Regions from separate parts of the Mus musculus genome. Here region 1 is linked to region 2. The links are chromatin loops, found by intact Hi-C in ENCODE. Cell type or tissue: heart. All regions are shown on one strand.

Region 1 (8,000 bases), 180 kb after region 2:
TGGAACTGGTGGAGGAAAGAGCTGGGGGGATCTTTGAAGATCATCCAACAGAGTTCCCTCATTTTCTTTATGATTTGTGGAGGCAAAGTGGTCTGTGCACAACCACAGTGTGAACAAGTTGCAGAACAGAGCCCGAGGGCTGGGGTCGTGATTCTTGGGGCCAGCATGCTCTCATTTCCCCAGCCGTCCCACTGTACTACCATCGAGTACCCTGAGATGATGACACATCAGGATGAAAGGGGTGAGTACCTGTTTAGAACAGCTAAATCAGCCTTCTCATCTTAGCCTTGAACAAATGCATGCAGCCTGAGAGCAAAGAAACTGTAGGTTCATGTCAGGGGGGTGTCTTTGCCTTGCTCTTTATCCTAATTCAGCCATAGGATGAACCTCTCTTGTGGCCAAATGTTTGCTTTTTTTTTAAATGGTGAGATGAGGTCTTGAAAGAAGAAAGTACTGAGGCTAAAATGACTACAGGATCCAGACAAACCACTTAATTAAACTGGAAAGTTCTGCTGTGCGGGAAGACGGACTGGGTTGTAGTGAGGGGCTGGGTGTGCTCCTGTCTAAGATACAGTGCCCCTTCTTTATCTACAGTTGTGCCTTCCATGATTTCAGTTACTCTTGTCAAATGTGATTTTAAACACAACAACAACAGCAGCAATGAAATCCCAGAAACAAACCATTTAGTTCAAGCTACCTGCTACTCAACAGTGGGTTAAAATCTTTACACCGAGTGTCCTGTCCATATCATCTGGGACATGATAGTTCCTCTGTGTTTGTGTTCAGTATCCACATTGTTGGTGCTGTTTACCCATTTGATGCTCATGTACCAGAAGGTGGAGACAAAAATCATACCACGTTTATTACATTGTTAATTTATCCGTTTTATTATCCATTGTTATTGTTGTTATTTTATTCTACCCATCTTGTCAATTAAACTTTAACACACATATATGTATACGTATATATATATACACATCATACATCATATGCATATACATCATATATGTAAACATATATATATGTACATGTACATATATACATGTACACAGCATGCATACAGGGCTGTCAGTATTACTCTTGGCTTCAAGCATTCACTGAAGTTGGGGGTACCTGAGATTGCACCCTCCAAGGATGAAGGAGGATAACTTTATCCCCATTCAAGAGTTAAAGCATGGGCTGAGGATGTAGCTCAGTTAGTAGTCCTGGGTTTTATCCCTAGCACACATGGTGGCCCACAGCTCAATCCCAGCACTACAGAGGTAAAGGTAGAGGATAAGAAGCTCATGAGCATCCTTGGATACTCAGTGAAGCCAGCATGAGATACATGAAATGCTATCTTGGAAAGACAAATGTATGATACTACGCTGATCAACTCACAGTTGTCTACACAGGACCAGTCCAGAGCCTTGGGTTTGGCCATGTAAGGACCTGTTGCTGCTACTTCTCTTTAGTGTGTTTGTGACAAGAGAAAGAGTTCACTGATAGACAGGTGGAAAGTAGTTTTGGGCCTTGCATCTCTACACACTCCTTGACATGTTCACCTGTGCTCTCTAGACCACTCACTAAACTCGATGGCCTGACCTTAACACACAGGCTAAGAGAACGCAATAGGAAGTCAGAGTGGCTATGAGTTCTCTGTCACTGGTACTCTGACAGTCTTGCTGGTTCACTGGCCCAACATGACTTAAGGCCTTGTCCAACCAAGTTACTTTGGGAATTCTTTGAAGGGGATGCTAGAAATGTAAAGGCCATACAAGTAGGCCTCCTGATCCCATCTATTGGTACATGTCAACAGATGGTGGAACCACTTGGTGACGTTTTAAACCTGGCTTTTCTTCAAGAATGCAAAACCTTTCCCTGAGTGTTTTTTTTTTTTCTGAAGGTTTTCAAAACATCTAGTCTTTCAAGTACTAAAATCTCCCTGAAGTTTTCCTTAATGCCCAGGCTGACATATTATAGGTTGTAATCGTCTGAATAGGTTTGGCCCCCACAAACTCATGTTTGAATCCATGGTTCATAAGAAGTGACACTATTATAAGGTATGTTCTTGTTGGAATAGGTGTGGCCTTATTGGAGGAAGTATGCCACTGTGGGCATGGGCTTTGAGGTCCTATGCTCAGGTTCCTCCCAGTGCAGAATAAATTCTCCTGCTGGTTGTTTGCAAAAGCCAATCTCTTCCTTGTTGCCTTCATATCAGGATGTAAAACTTTCCGTTCCTTCTGCAGCACCTTGTCTGCCCGTCATGCTTGAACAATATTTTATTTAACTTTATTGAGTACTGTCCAAGCAAAGGTCAATTGTATTGTTAATTAAAACAAAACAAGCATACAGTTTTGAAAATAATCTAATTACAATATGCAGACACACGATTAAACAGAACCTTGAAGTCTGAAAAGAAATTTGTGCAGGCATGGGTAACTAAGAATGTCTATCTGTGGTCAGGTTCTTTGATTTTTGTCAGAGCATGCCAGACCTCACTCAGAAGTAACATAGATGCAAACAACCCTAGCACTGTGCTGAGCGACCAGAACGATCCCATTGCATCTCTGCAATGCCCGGTGCAGTGGAACGAGCTCTTCACTCGCTGTGCTTCTGACACCAAATGTGTAGGGCCTTTTCTTACACCTCCTCTCAACCCCCTCCTCCCACCCACATCAGGAGAGGTCTACAACCCCACCCAATTCTAGCACCATTTAGAGGTGGCAACAGATAATATAAGTTAAAGACTTTGTCCTTCAACAGTATCTCTGAGACAATGGAGGGAGCCACCTCCTCCTAAGACACTGCTCAAATCTCTTTAGTGTTAGTGATAAAAGCTCTTTAAGCCCCCAACACCTGTTTTGTTGTTCATGTTTTTGTAAATAAGATTGGGAACAGGACAATCTGACTCCCCGGTTAGCTGCTCCTGGGCTCTCTCTGCTTAAAACCAGACAATTTGCTCTCACAGGTCTCTATGAGCTCTAGATAACCGCAAACATTTCCCTTTGGCAAGATGTGTCATTTCCCTGGTAGAGACTGCTGTGGTTAGTGCTAAGGAGCGACACTGCACTCATCCCCAAGTTGCTGTGATTAGTTCAAAACGAAGGTTCTAACTGTGGCCCTAACAAATGTCTATGAGGCTCACTGTGTGAGCTGGTGGTGTGACTCTTCTGTGCTGCCCCCTAGTGTTATAGCATTAGGTCCAATGAAAGGCCTCTCTGGAGTGATCTTTACTTGATTGCTTTCAATATTGAGGGATGAGCTGGTAACACAGAGAAAGTTGAAGTAGAGACAGCAGAGGGGCAGCAATGGCCTTGTGATGTGTGATGTGTGATGGCCAAAGAAGCAGGACACAGCCCTGGCACCAGAAAACCAGATCTATGTGGTGGTGGCCATGTACCCAGCTGTGGTCACAGACCTGGGCTCACCTGATGGTCCTAGACCTGCCCAGTGGCCTGGAAAACCTACTTTCCCTTAAAGGGATGCCCATGGTTTTGTTGTTGTTGTTGTTGTTATTGTTGTTGTTGTTATCGTTGTTGTTGTTGTTGTTTTTATTGTCTACTGCTCCTGGCGCTAGGTTCCTGAGAGGTCTACCAGGTGTCCTGGTCCTAAGCAGTAAGTGATACAATGGCTTGCACCTTAGCTCTGTCCTTGCATAGCACAGCAGATGAAGGTAAACAAATCCTCCCAGCTGCAATCTCTGGCTTGTGGGAAGGGTTAGGTGCTGCCGACAGTGAAGAAACATGAACGATAGAGAGCAGCCTTGACAGGAAGAGGGGAGGCTTAAGTATAAGAGACAGAGATGGAGAGGCCAGAGTAAAAGAAGGTAAAGGGCCATAGGGACCAGAAAAGAAAACATGCAAGTCCATTACCAGACAGTTCCAGAGAGCTGCCAAGACCTTGGGGCCAAGGGTTTCAACCTCCAAGCTGAATGGTAACACCAGCAACTGCCAAGGGCTAAGGATCCAGCACCTGCAAAGTCCTGGGATTGGGACACCTGTAGAGCTAAGGTTTTGATACCCCAGGCCTGCGTGAGGACCCTAACACTAGAGGGCGCTACTGTCTAGTCATTGCTGCAGAACCTGGAAGAAACCAAAGCTTCCAGAGACCAGCCCTTAAAAGGCTTTTCCTTGCCTGATGGGGATTTATATTCAAGCTTAGGAAGGGGACCTTCGGCTAGATAGTTGGTGACAATTCTATTTCAGGTATGAATCACACATCCCAGGTTCTACAGCTAGACTAAATGCTACGTTAGTTACTTTTCTATTGCAGTGCTAAAACATCGTGGCCAAAGTCAAGCTACAGAAGGAAGGGTTCATTTGAGCTCATGGTTTCAGAGGAGTGAGAGTCCCCTCCCATCACAGTGGCAGAGCAAGGAAGCAGAAAGACGTGGTGTTAGGAGCAGATGAGAGCCCACATCCCTCAAACCACAAAAGGGAAGCAGAGAGCTTCCACAAACGGAGGAACAACGTGAGTCTTTGAACTCTCAAAGCCTACAGTCACTGACCTTGTTACAAAGGAAAGCCAAAGAGAATGTCTTTTAATGTCCATTGGTCAAACCGAAGAGCTCATCTGCTCAGCCTTGTCATATCCCTGTGTTTGTGCTACAGTCGAAGGTCTGACCCCATGAAGAGACTGAAGACGTCGCCATCATTTCCCCCTTCATACTTTATTATAAGATCCCCATATATTTATCAAGAGTTAAAGTAAAACCAGGACCTCAGCATATGGGTCTGTGATGCTTCATTAACAATGGAATGCAATCCAGGACAATGACAGTGTCTAGTTGTCTTGCCCGTAATGAGTCACTGGGAGGCAGATAAGGGCGAGCGAAGGAAACATCTGCAGAGGTCAGCTTCATTGTGAAAAGCTAGGGGAGGACTGGAGCATCAGGCAGAGAAAACTATGCTGTTTTGCACAGTGGGCTCGGGCAGGGAGAAACGGGTACATTCTAGGCAAATTAATTTCAGTGGCTCATGGAGGTTCACTTGAGCATTGGAGACCAGGTTAAGAAACTGGGAAATGGGGAAGCCAGGACACAATGCGAAATCCGGTGTGACAAGCTCCGTTTAAATCATATGCAATAAAGGACTGGAGAGATGGTTCAATGGGGGAAGGTGCTTGCTGCACAGAGGCGAGGATCTGAGTTTAGGTGACTAGTATAATTGTAAGAGTCAGGCAAGCAGCTTGCATGCCTGTAACCCCAGAGCTGGGGAGACAGGCAGATCGCAAGAGCTCAACGAAGAACGGTAGTTGAAGAAACCCAATGCCAACCTCTGACCTTCAAATGCACATTCACGGACAAACACACCTGCACACATCTGAGTGGAGTGTGCATGCATGGATAAACACACACACACACACACACACACACACACACACACACACACACACACACACACATGTTTAGACAATAAAACATCAGATCTTAGGAGTGGCTCAGGATCCAAGATCTCAGCAACAATACTGAAGACTAGCTAAGGAGTCTTCCTCCTCAGCCTGACCTCTCTCCCATGCTAGCTTCGCAGGGTCAGTTTGCCTCAACAGAGGAAGTTTAAGTCTGAAGCTTGAGGCTAACCATTTTACAAGTAGTGATCAGGCCTCCCAAATCCAAGTAATGAACGCAAGCTTGACTTGGCGAGTGTGTATCTTTAGAGTGAAGGAATTTCTGCTCGGGAAAACAAACTAAAGCATAGCTCACGTTTTGTCAGACACTGCCTAGTTGCCTCCCAAGTAATTTAGCTTTGTCTTCCTTGACCAAACACATTTCATAACAGGCAGCCTTTCCCTTACTGCTAAGTGGCCTCAGGTACTGAATTATTAAAGGAAGAATGTTGGCTTCCCTAGCTGCTGATCAACTCGTTTCATGTAAATGCAAGGTGTTAAATATTAACCAAAATTGGGCTGTTTTTAGCTTTCTCCCCTGCTTACACTTTTTCCTTCCTAAAATACTTTGGCCCTTTGCAAGAAAGTCTTTACTCTAAAAGAGGCCATGTCAGGACAGATTGGGTAACCTGCCTGCACATAAACTACAAATACAGACAACTTGATGGCTTCAAATAAAACTATCAGCCTGACAGAACCACCTCAGAGCCTTCATACAACCCCCCACCACTCTCGGTAGAGTTTTCTAAGTGTAATCTTTATATTTTCATTTTTTTTATTTATTAAAAGAAAATAAATTGAGGGTTATTTTTTAATGAAAGTAACACATATATTGTTTGCTTACAAAGCAAGTTCTCAGAAAATGATCAAGATTTCTAATTCTCTCTGTAATTGGCTTTAACAAATGTGCAGTTAGCTCAGAGCTTGGGTTGTTAGCTCCCATGCCTATTGGATTTCTTTCCTGTGACTGTAGTCAGTTCTTCCACATCCACAGCCAGGTTCCCTGGCTCTTGACTTCCGTGTCAACAGTAAACTCACATGTTTGCCGAGCTGTTGGGTTGACTGTTCCTGAAAACAAGAAGCTAGTTCTCTTCAGCTCATGGTTCAGACAAATTCAGTGAAAATTCGTTGTTTGGGCATAAACACTCTTTCTCTACAGGATTCTGTAACCATGCACTCAGAAAGATTTGGGAGTATTACATACTTGGATTTCACAGTGGCAATTCACGAAATAAGCTTATTGGGTAGATGGAGGCATTCTCAACGAGTAAATGGAAGACATCACCTAGATCACTCAGGGAAACGTGACAAAAGAAATGGCTCACACAAAATACGATATTCTGCTATAACAGACCAAGGAGAAAGAACCACAGAGCTGTAACAGCATCTGTGTTAGCGTGGCTGGACCACGTAAGAAGAGCAAATGCAGTGGCTTGCCCTCAGGGTGCTACTCTGGAGGCTTGGGAGACCTGGCATTTGTGGAGGGAGTGAAGAGTATTTTTTTTTGTATGAGGGCCTAGAGCTTGGTGGTGGCTTCAGAGAAGGTCACTGAGACACTGTGGAAAATGAGGTGGGGTTTGAATATGGCTTCTTCCCTCCACAACTCCACAGTGAGGATTAATCCCTTCTCCTATGGTGCTGAGAGGTGGTTGGGGGCCTTGTGAGTGCATTGATGTGGTACTTGTGAGAGTGGGCTAGTTACTGGAAGAGCATGTTGTTATAAAGGCAGATGACCCCTGTTCTGTTTTTTCTCTTTGCATGGACATGCTTAGCAAATCCCCCAGCAGAAGCCAGGAAAGGGATGGTATCAATGTCCTTGGCTTTTCATAAATCAATGTCAGGTGTTCTGGTTGAGCAATGGAAGGCCAACTAAGACCACACTCATACACACAAACACACTGCACCTGTGTGTGTGAGAGAGAGAGCATGGGTGTTCTCTGGGGTCTGTGTGTGTATTCTGAGTGTGAATTGTATCTGTGTATATGATTCTACCAGATCCTCACCAAAGAAGCCACTAACCATTTACTCAGGCAAGAGCACACCAAAGAAGAAGCTCACTCCATTTGAGGGGTGGGAGAGACAGGGTTCAAACGGACATTAAACCCAGAAATTCAAACCACCTCTCCTGAGAGCGTCACATACAAGGGTAACATGCAGTAGGGTTCTGACTCAGGTCCATCTTACTACTGGATCCAGACACTAGTAGCCATGTTCCTGGTTCTGAATAAGTGATGGAAATAAACATAGGAAGTTAGCAAAGTATGTACATTGATTCATTGACCTATAAACTCAGAGTCCAGTAAGAAAGGCAGTGTAGAAGCCCTGGAAGCTTCCTCCGTAGCCAGGGCTCTATACAACGTCGAACAAATGGTGGGAAATGGCAGGTCCATAGCACTTAATGATTTAAAGAAAACAGAGGCAGAAGCTCTGTAAGAACCAGGCTAACCATGGGCAATGAGTGTGCTCCTGGAAACTTAACCAAACGCTATAGCCAATCGCAGCTGCCATCCTGGAAGTGCGGTCTTCATTAGAGGCTCTGGCAAGTGGCGTGGAGCTGATCTGATGAACACAGTCTTTTCAATACCCATCAAAAAGGCAGACAGAAGCAATTTGCATTCATACGGGGTGAACAG
Region 2 (8,000 bases):
AACATTTCTCAAGGCAGCAGCCACAGAAACAACCTGCAGACTGTAAAGGTTTCACTCACCCTTTGTGATCCATGTGTATCCACCAGGCAGGGCCTGAGTTAACTGTTACCTGAGGTCATCACCCAGGGCTCCACCTTAAAGAACAAGACAGCCGAGGTTCAGAGCCTCAGTGGAGGTCAGACCTCAGTGGAGCCAGAGTAGCTGACAGGTGAAGGATTGTTTGCTAAAGACACACATGTATTGGGTCGCCTTACATTGCATTGTTGAGTTCCATTTGTCGTGACTCCATAAAGAGAAACACACCAAAAACAAAACAAAACAAAACAAAACAACTTCTGGCAGTGCTCTGGTGGCTTCTCAACAGGTGTCTTAGGGCTACATTGTGACCAAAAAGCAAGTAGGAGAGAAAAGGGTTTATTCAGCTTACATTTCCACATTGCTCTTTATCATCAAAGGATCAGGACAGGAACTCAAACAGAACAGGAACCCAGAGGCAGGAGCTGATGCAGAGGCCTTGGAGGGGTGCTACTTACTGGCTTTCTTCCCTTGCCTTTTCTCAGTCTGCTTTCTTATAGAACCCCGGACCACCAGCCCAGGATGGCACCACTCACAATGCTCTGCGTCCTCCCCCATCAATCACTAATTAAGAAAATGTCCTAAAGTTAGACTTTATGGAGGCATTTTCTCAACTGAGGTTCCCTCCTTTCAGGTGACAGTAGCTTGTGTCAAGTGGACATGAGACCAGACAGCACAATAGGCAAAGACTCAAGGTGCCCGTTTTTTTGTTTTGTTTTGTTTTGTTTTTTTGTTTTCTCTCTCTGATGCACCCTCCCAAAGTCTCCACTATGTTCCCTCCCCCATTTACTTGACTCAAAGCTCTCTTGTCTTTGATTCCATCTTGGGAAGTTGCTCTGTGGAATGGTAGACATTTCTTACATGGATCACTTTGTCTAGGAACTGAGTGATTTTCTAATTCTTCTGTAATAATATTTTGCTGGGATGGGTGTTCCATCTCACTCTGATTTTCAGATGCCACACTGCTGTCCCTTCCCCTGGAGTTCTTGCTTTCAGTTCTGTGGACTTAGAGTTGAGCTCATCTCTCATGGAACCCTAGCTGTTGCTGCTGGAGTTGGTTCCCCGGGTGGTTAATATTTTAAAGTCTTTGTTCTAGAAAGGTCGATCTCAGAGCTTCCTTTTTCTAGAGCAGCACCCCTCTGTTCCAGTCAGGCCAGGCTGCCTCCTCTCATCCCTGTGACCTTCCCTTGACCCAACACCCCAGGCCCATTGCACACCCTGTATCATGACGCAACTATGTTAAGCACTAGCTTGTCAGCAGAGATCTCACACAGAGCCAACATCTCTTCAAAGACTTGAACACCATGCCTATATTTGAGCTGTGTCATGGGGCCTCAAGCTTGATGGAAGAGATGTAGTGAGCCAAGGGCTTTCTTATAGGCTGTTTCTCACATCACTCCTTGCTAACGGCCACGCTTACAGTGCAGCTTACTTGCTCCTCATGCAGTATCTAAGATGAAGGGCTTATCAGTGCAACAGATGAGTACTGACTCTGCCATTCCTATGAGACACACAGGCTATTGACTGCTGCTTGGGACAGGCTTTTTTGAGGAAAGAGGTGAAACCATGAACCATGGATCCAGCTTCCTTTGGGCTTTGTCCAAAGACAGACGGACAGGTTGTTTCTTTGAGTACTGCCTTCTGACTCTCTCCTACATCTTGCTCAGCTCCTCTCCTTAAGGTCAAAAACTCTCATCAGTCCACATAGCTAAACATAGTGTAATTCCTACTGTCTTCTCTAGGTATTTCCTACCCCGTCCTCTCTCTTTGGCATTTCCTGTTCTCTCTCCTACTTCCTGAGTCAGCCTTGCCTGTCCACCAACCCTCCTGATTCCCGGAGGCTCACCCACAGCTGTGAAGGCTCTCCAACTATCAGAATTCATAGCTTTAATAGGGTGTAGAGTCTGGGGACACAGTGGTTAGGACAAAGAATGCTGAGTGGTGAGACAGGGAGACCTGCTCTCCTACCTGGCCTTTCAGGTTCCCTGAGTCTTCTCCTTATTCTGCTCAATCCTCAGTCACAAAACTACCATTGTTTGTACCCTGGATGTTTCGCTATCCAAGGTTTTCAACCTTGGTCACAACCCCTTTGCGGGTGTGTGTGTGTGTGTGTGTGTGTGTGTGAGTGTGTGTGTGTGTGTGTGTCACATATGAAGTATCCTACAGATCAGATATTTGCATTATGATCCATGATAGTAGCAAAATCACGATTATGGAGTAGCAACTCAATAATTTTATGGTTGGGGTCACCATAACATGAGGAACTGTATTTAAGGGTCTCAGTACTAGGAAGGTTGAGAATCACTGGCCGATTTGGACTGTGTGGTCTGTGAGAGTCGGGTCTCTGTCTACCTTGTTCATAGCCATTCCTGTTGCCATCTGTGGTTTTAATTTCTGCAGTTTCTGTTACTAAGTGTGATATTAAATGGAAACTGATGTGTTCTCAGTTAGAAGCCATTCCGAATAACACAAGGAAGGTTTGTATTGGCCTGCATCCTGCTGCGGAAGGAAAGCACCCCTGTTGACAGTGCTGCCATGATGGGGTCACTGCCATCCGGTCAGTCAGTCTGTTGTCTCAGGCATCAGAAGAGCTGTCCCTATCTGTGAGTTCAGGCAGCCTTTCTTTCACTTAACAATGACTGACTTAACTCTTGTGTGGTGATGCTTCAATCTGGGCTTGCCAATGGGAGAAGCTGTAATAGAAAAGGTGAAAGTTTGCAATCTAGTAAGAACGAAAACCAGATTCGTACCGAGGCTGCCAAGGTTCATGGATGTGGAGTTCAGTACTCTCGATATTCTCACTCATTCACTGTGTGTGTGTGTGTGTGTGTGTGTGTGTGTGTGTGTGTGATGTCCTACCATGCCCCAGATATCAAGCCAAAACACTGGCTCATAATAGACTTAATGGATGTTTTGTTCATGGAATGAGTACAAGGAGGGAATACATGTGTGCATGCCTGTTGTTATGTGTCTTTGGGGGATATTTGGAAACATGCATGTACACATGCACGCACTCACACACATATGTGTGTGTGGGTGGGGGAGGTGCGCACGCATGCTCATAGCAGATTTTGGCAGAGCCATTGTATCTGGCATGAATTCTGGGGTGAAGGTACCTAGGCTTTGAAATAGCCTTTTGTAAATCGTCTGTGATTGCTATCTGAGGTTTTATGAGGCTGCTTCTTCTGAAGAATTCATAAAGCCTTTGCATAACTTAGTCCTGAGACATTCCTGGCAAGCTAAGAAGTCTCCTCTGGCTGAGAATTGCTTAGGTAATAGTTCCTTCAGACAACTCCTAGATCAGATAAGAGGTTTTGGTATGCAGAAATTGGCTTGCTAAACATGCCTTTTGTGTAACAATTAGGAGGCTCTGCAAGCAGGTTCAGAGTTTAGTCTTGAGAGGTGGATCCCCCAGCTGCTGAGAAGCCCAAATCCGTCCTGCAGTGTCTCTCTTTCATTGATCATCCCATGTAACCCAGAACACTGGTATGTGTGCACATGCATGCATATGCAGAGGAGAAAGACTATAGCTAAGAGTTTATGGTTATTTAGCAACCTATCTTCTAAGTCCTACAGGCTGGATTATCTCCTATAGTAAAGCTGCACAACATGCATGCTAGCGTCCTTCCTGGTATCACTTGTAGCTAAAGCAGGGCACGGGTCGATAGAACAGAAAAGAAGCTCGCTTGAGGCTTCTGAGAATATTCTTTTAATAAAAGAGATACACAGAAGAGAAAATGCTTCTCTTTCTATCAGGTTAGTGCTATGGCAAATGACCAGGAAATGTGAATAGTTGATACATTGATGATGGGTGGTGATGATGATGGTGGTGGTGGTGGTAATGATGATAGTGATGATAATGGTGGTGATGATGATAGACTTGAACTGGCATATGGTCTTATTTTCCAGCCATTTCTGAAGAAGTCCCCTGACTGGTCAGCTCTTGTTATAACTCACTAAACAAAGCCCATTCCAAGTCATGATAGTAATGTGTGAGTGTGTGTGTGTTGGTCAGATAGGTTCTGTTCTGTTCCATTCAGAGATGTTCTACCTTGACCACAGCCTCCATCCCACAGCTCAGCACATCTAAAGGGGTCAAGGTATTCGTGTAAGATATAGTTTGCTTTGAGAAGAAGCCTCAGCCACTGTAGACCACTGTGGGTCGTGGGAACTGTGTGCACCCCTGTGTACCTCAGAGACTCTGAGCCACAGCAGCCTCTAAAGGAGGATTCAATGTAGGAGGTTGAGGCAGGGGAACCATGAATTCCAAACCAGCTTGGGAGTTCTACAACTACATAATGAGCTCATCCACACTACATAATGAGTTCAAGTCCAACCTGGGTTACAAAACAAGGCCCCATCTCAGACGGAAAAGGTTTTTGTTTGTTAATCCACCCGAGTCTTGGGAGGGTAGATTGTGCTGTAAAAATCCAGGTCAGGGGAATGGTGACATGTGTGGAGATTAGAGAGTCAGAAAGAGAGCTCCAAGCATGGGACCTGGGGTAAGTTGGGGTTCCAGTTTGCATTTTGCACAAACATTGTGCAAATTGTTCACAATTGTCCATTTTAAAAGATCTTCCCCCTCCATAATTTCAAGAAAAAATTAGAACAGCGATGATTTTTACAGAGATTCCCCTATTCTCTTCCTCTGCAAGCTTCTTCCTTACTTGGTCAGTACCTCTCCAGGAGAGTGGTGCGGTGTACAGGTAAGAAAAAGAATCCAGCCTGAAGCAGATCTTTACTCCTTGACAAAGAGTTGCATTCTGCAAATGCAGTACCCAGTCTGTCCACTGGGCGGCGGGTACAGCCACGCAATGTCCAGGGCAGGTTAGCTGTGGCGGGCTGAGTGGAAAGGCTTTCTAGGAAATGAAATATTTCTGCTCTGCACAGCTAGCTCATGGTCAATCTGATGGTTTTGTTTGTTTGATTGTTTGTTTTTGTTTTTAAATTTGCAAGCTCCTAGATACTTGAACAAGCCTATCTCTGCTTATAACATGAAAGAGACAAGCAATAGAGCGATGTTAAGAGATGAGAGAAGGTCCCCCAAAAAGCGGACAGCTGCAGGCAGCTCCATTGGAACAAAAGACCAGGAAGAGTCTGGGATCCACTTGTCCGGCAGCCCACGGCCACCTAGGCACTCTGGGTAAGTTAGGGAGACCACAGTATCAGGGACCAGCCAGCTAGAAAATTCCACCACAGCTGACTAACCAACGGCTTATTTATGCAGTTTACATGTGAGGTATGCATCTGGCCTGCTAGGAAGGGAAAAGAAAGTTCAGAATTGAGAATAAATATACGTTAATTTTTTAATTAAAAAAAAAAACAACAACCAAAAAACATTTTTTTTTTCCTTCTCAAGTCAATTCACACTAGGCTCTCAGAAAGTTAGACCTTCAGGGAAGACCTAGCTTGCCAGTGGATATTCATCCATGAGAACCTACTCTTGAGAGGACGTTCGATTCAGTTCTTCATCGTGGTATATGTCATGGTATATGTCCATAGCTCCAAGTCCTTGAATGGCCCAGGAGTAGGAAAAGAGACAGTATCAGCGTGCTCAGTGAGTGCTGGCGATGGGCGGAGTTCCGGAAGTGTGCGCCTTCCTTCAAGCATTCCGCTCTTCCGACTGATGACAACCTGCCAGGCTCCAGGGATGCCTCCATAACAAAGCACCTCGCGGACTTTGTGTTTAAGTGGGAGGTGCAGACTGAGGAATACAGCATCATCCAGTGAGAGTTAACTGCTCCAGAGGCGGTTGTGCGGGCAGGAAGAGGCCAGTGTGTGTAGGGGTGGGGTGGGGGTGGGAGGGAGAGTCGAACATTTAAATGTTGCTCCAAGGCATCTGCCTCAGAGGATATCCCTGCTGGGTGAGGTCACTGGGTGAGGAAATCCCGCCCTCAAAGCCTCTTGCCCAAGCTGCTGATTTCACTTGCGCATGAGTTTGATCAGCACACCGTTCGATCAGCACAGAGGTCTGACTGCATGAGGCATCTTTATTAATTGTGGACTCTCAGAAATTTCTACCCAGTGAGTTAATGAGAGCCAGGGAAGCGCTGGCTCTGCAGTGAGCCTTAGGTTAGTGCAGCACTCAGGTTCACAACATGTAGGTCAGGACCCCTGGGGAAATCAATGACCCTTTCACAGGGGGTCCCTAAAACCATCGGAAAACACAGATATTTACATTATGATTCTTAACAGTAGCAGAATTAGTTATGAAGTAGCAACAGAATTAATGAACAGAAGTTCATTGGTGTATATCTCTCTATGAAGTCATGACAAGCCGAGACCAGAGAAGAAAGCAAGGTGCACCAATGCCAGGGTGTCATCAGTGAAGACCAGCAAGGTGAACCCCAATAAAGGCTAGCAAAGTGAACCCCGATAAAGACCAGCAAGGTGAACCCCGATAAAGGGCAGCAAGGTGAACCCCGATAAAGGACAGCAAGGTGAACCCCGATAAAGACCAGCAAGGTGAGCCCCAATAAAGACCAGCAAGGTGAACCCTGATAAAGACCAGCAAGGTGAACCCATGCCAGAGCATCATCCACTGTCTGTTGGCTATACTTACACTTTTTAAACATCACATGTGCTCTTAAGTCTCTGCTCCAGCAAACATCACATGTCCTTTCACCAGACAGCTTCCAGAAAAACACCACATGACACAACTGAATCTCCAACAAAACCAGAAAATTCCACTTCACCCAGGGTCAGGCTCAGGCTTTTTGTCAGTTTTCTCTCTTGAGGGTGAACTCAGGGGACCCATGAGAAATATAGAAACTCTTCTGAGAGAAGCCCCCATGACCTAAGGACGTCCCATTAGTTGTATCTCTTATAGGTCCTATTCCCTTTTAACATTGCCACAGTGGAACCAACCTTCCATCATGCAAGCTTTGAGGGACAAACATGTCCAAACACACCAATGCTTACCTCAGTAAGGAGCAAAGAGTTGCTGCATCCATTTATACTGGCAGCAGGTCATTTGTTTTGAGTGTTTCTGAACAAAGCTGTCAGGAAGTTAATGTGCTCTGTTCAACTGCACTTGAGTTGAGTCTGATGACCCCCCACCCCTACCCCAGCCAGATAGCTAATTTTAGAATGCATGCAAGGCTTTTGAGACTGTCGGATATTCTGAGGCTGGGGTCCCTGAGCACAAGGACATGCTGACCCTTATGATGAGACCACTGAAGGTCATTCCTCTTTTAAGTACCACATGTGTGGATATGTAATCAGCTGTTGGTTATGGCGCTTGAGCCAGTTCTCTGCATAAGGTGAGAGTCGGATAATGGCATGCAGACAGAGCCACTGTGTCTGGAGAACAGCCACATTCCTGAGTTACATGATTGGATCAGCTTCTCTCTCTTCAGCTTTAGCTCTCTTGGTTTCTCCAAATCAGCTGTGTAGTTCCTGAGAGGTCTGTGTGCTGATAGGAAGGCAGGATGTTCTTCATGTCACCTTGTTGTCTGTTACTGTTGGGTTCCTGTGAACAAGAGACTCGAAGATTCTCTCTCTCTCTCTCTCTCTCTCTCTCTCTCTCTCTCTCTCTCTCTCTCTCTCTCTCTCTCTCTCTTTTCATGCCCAAATTGGAGATTATGAAGGCCATAAGGTAAATATATCCAGTATTTAAAAAAAAAAAAAAACTTCAAAATAAAGTCATTGTTTCTCTTCCAGTACTTATGCTTCAATCTAGCATCCCCCAAAGCATTAAAATTTTGTCAGGATTTCAAATGCGCCATTTTACCACAAGAGGGTGTATTTGACCTTTGTCAACAATAAAGACTAATATTTAAAGCCTCTCTTTATAGACAGGGACTTTTCAGAGAGCTTAATATGTAAGAGATGAATTCCAAATGTCATCAAATTACTTAGGAAAGTTCTTCATGTGTGCATGCGTGTGTGTCTGTGTGTGTGCACATGTGTGTCCAGGAAGTCTG

The links. Peaks named below come from ENCODE experiments on the same cell type or tissue, not always from the same donor. Only the 100,000 strongest peaks of a DNase experiment are listed, where the experiment ranks them.
Region 1: it touches region 2 in a loop (8-fold over the local background); 11 of 42 quality-filtered maps call a loop at or near these places.

Annotation. Positions count from the first base shown.
Region 1 is chr11:63,388,555-63,396,554 of GRCm38, forward strand. No RefSeq gene overlaps it. Among named protein-coding and RNA genes, the nearest start is that of Gm40016, 72 kb to the right of the region's middle. In heart, CTCF peaks have their summits at 3,167 (motif pointing left) and 4,025 (motif pointing right); no DNase peak of the experiment used is centred here.
Region 2 is chr11:63,208,382-63,216,381 of GRCm38, forward strand. No RefSeq gene overlaps it. Among named protein-coding and RNA genes, the nearest start is that of Gm29851, 38 kb to the right of the region's middle. In heart, CTCF peaks have their summits at 4,862 and 7,828; no DNase peak of the experiment used is centred here; H3K4me3 peaks cover 413 bases; H3K27ac peaks cover 1,969 bases.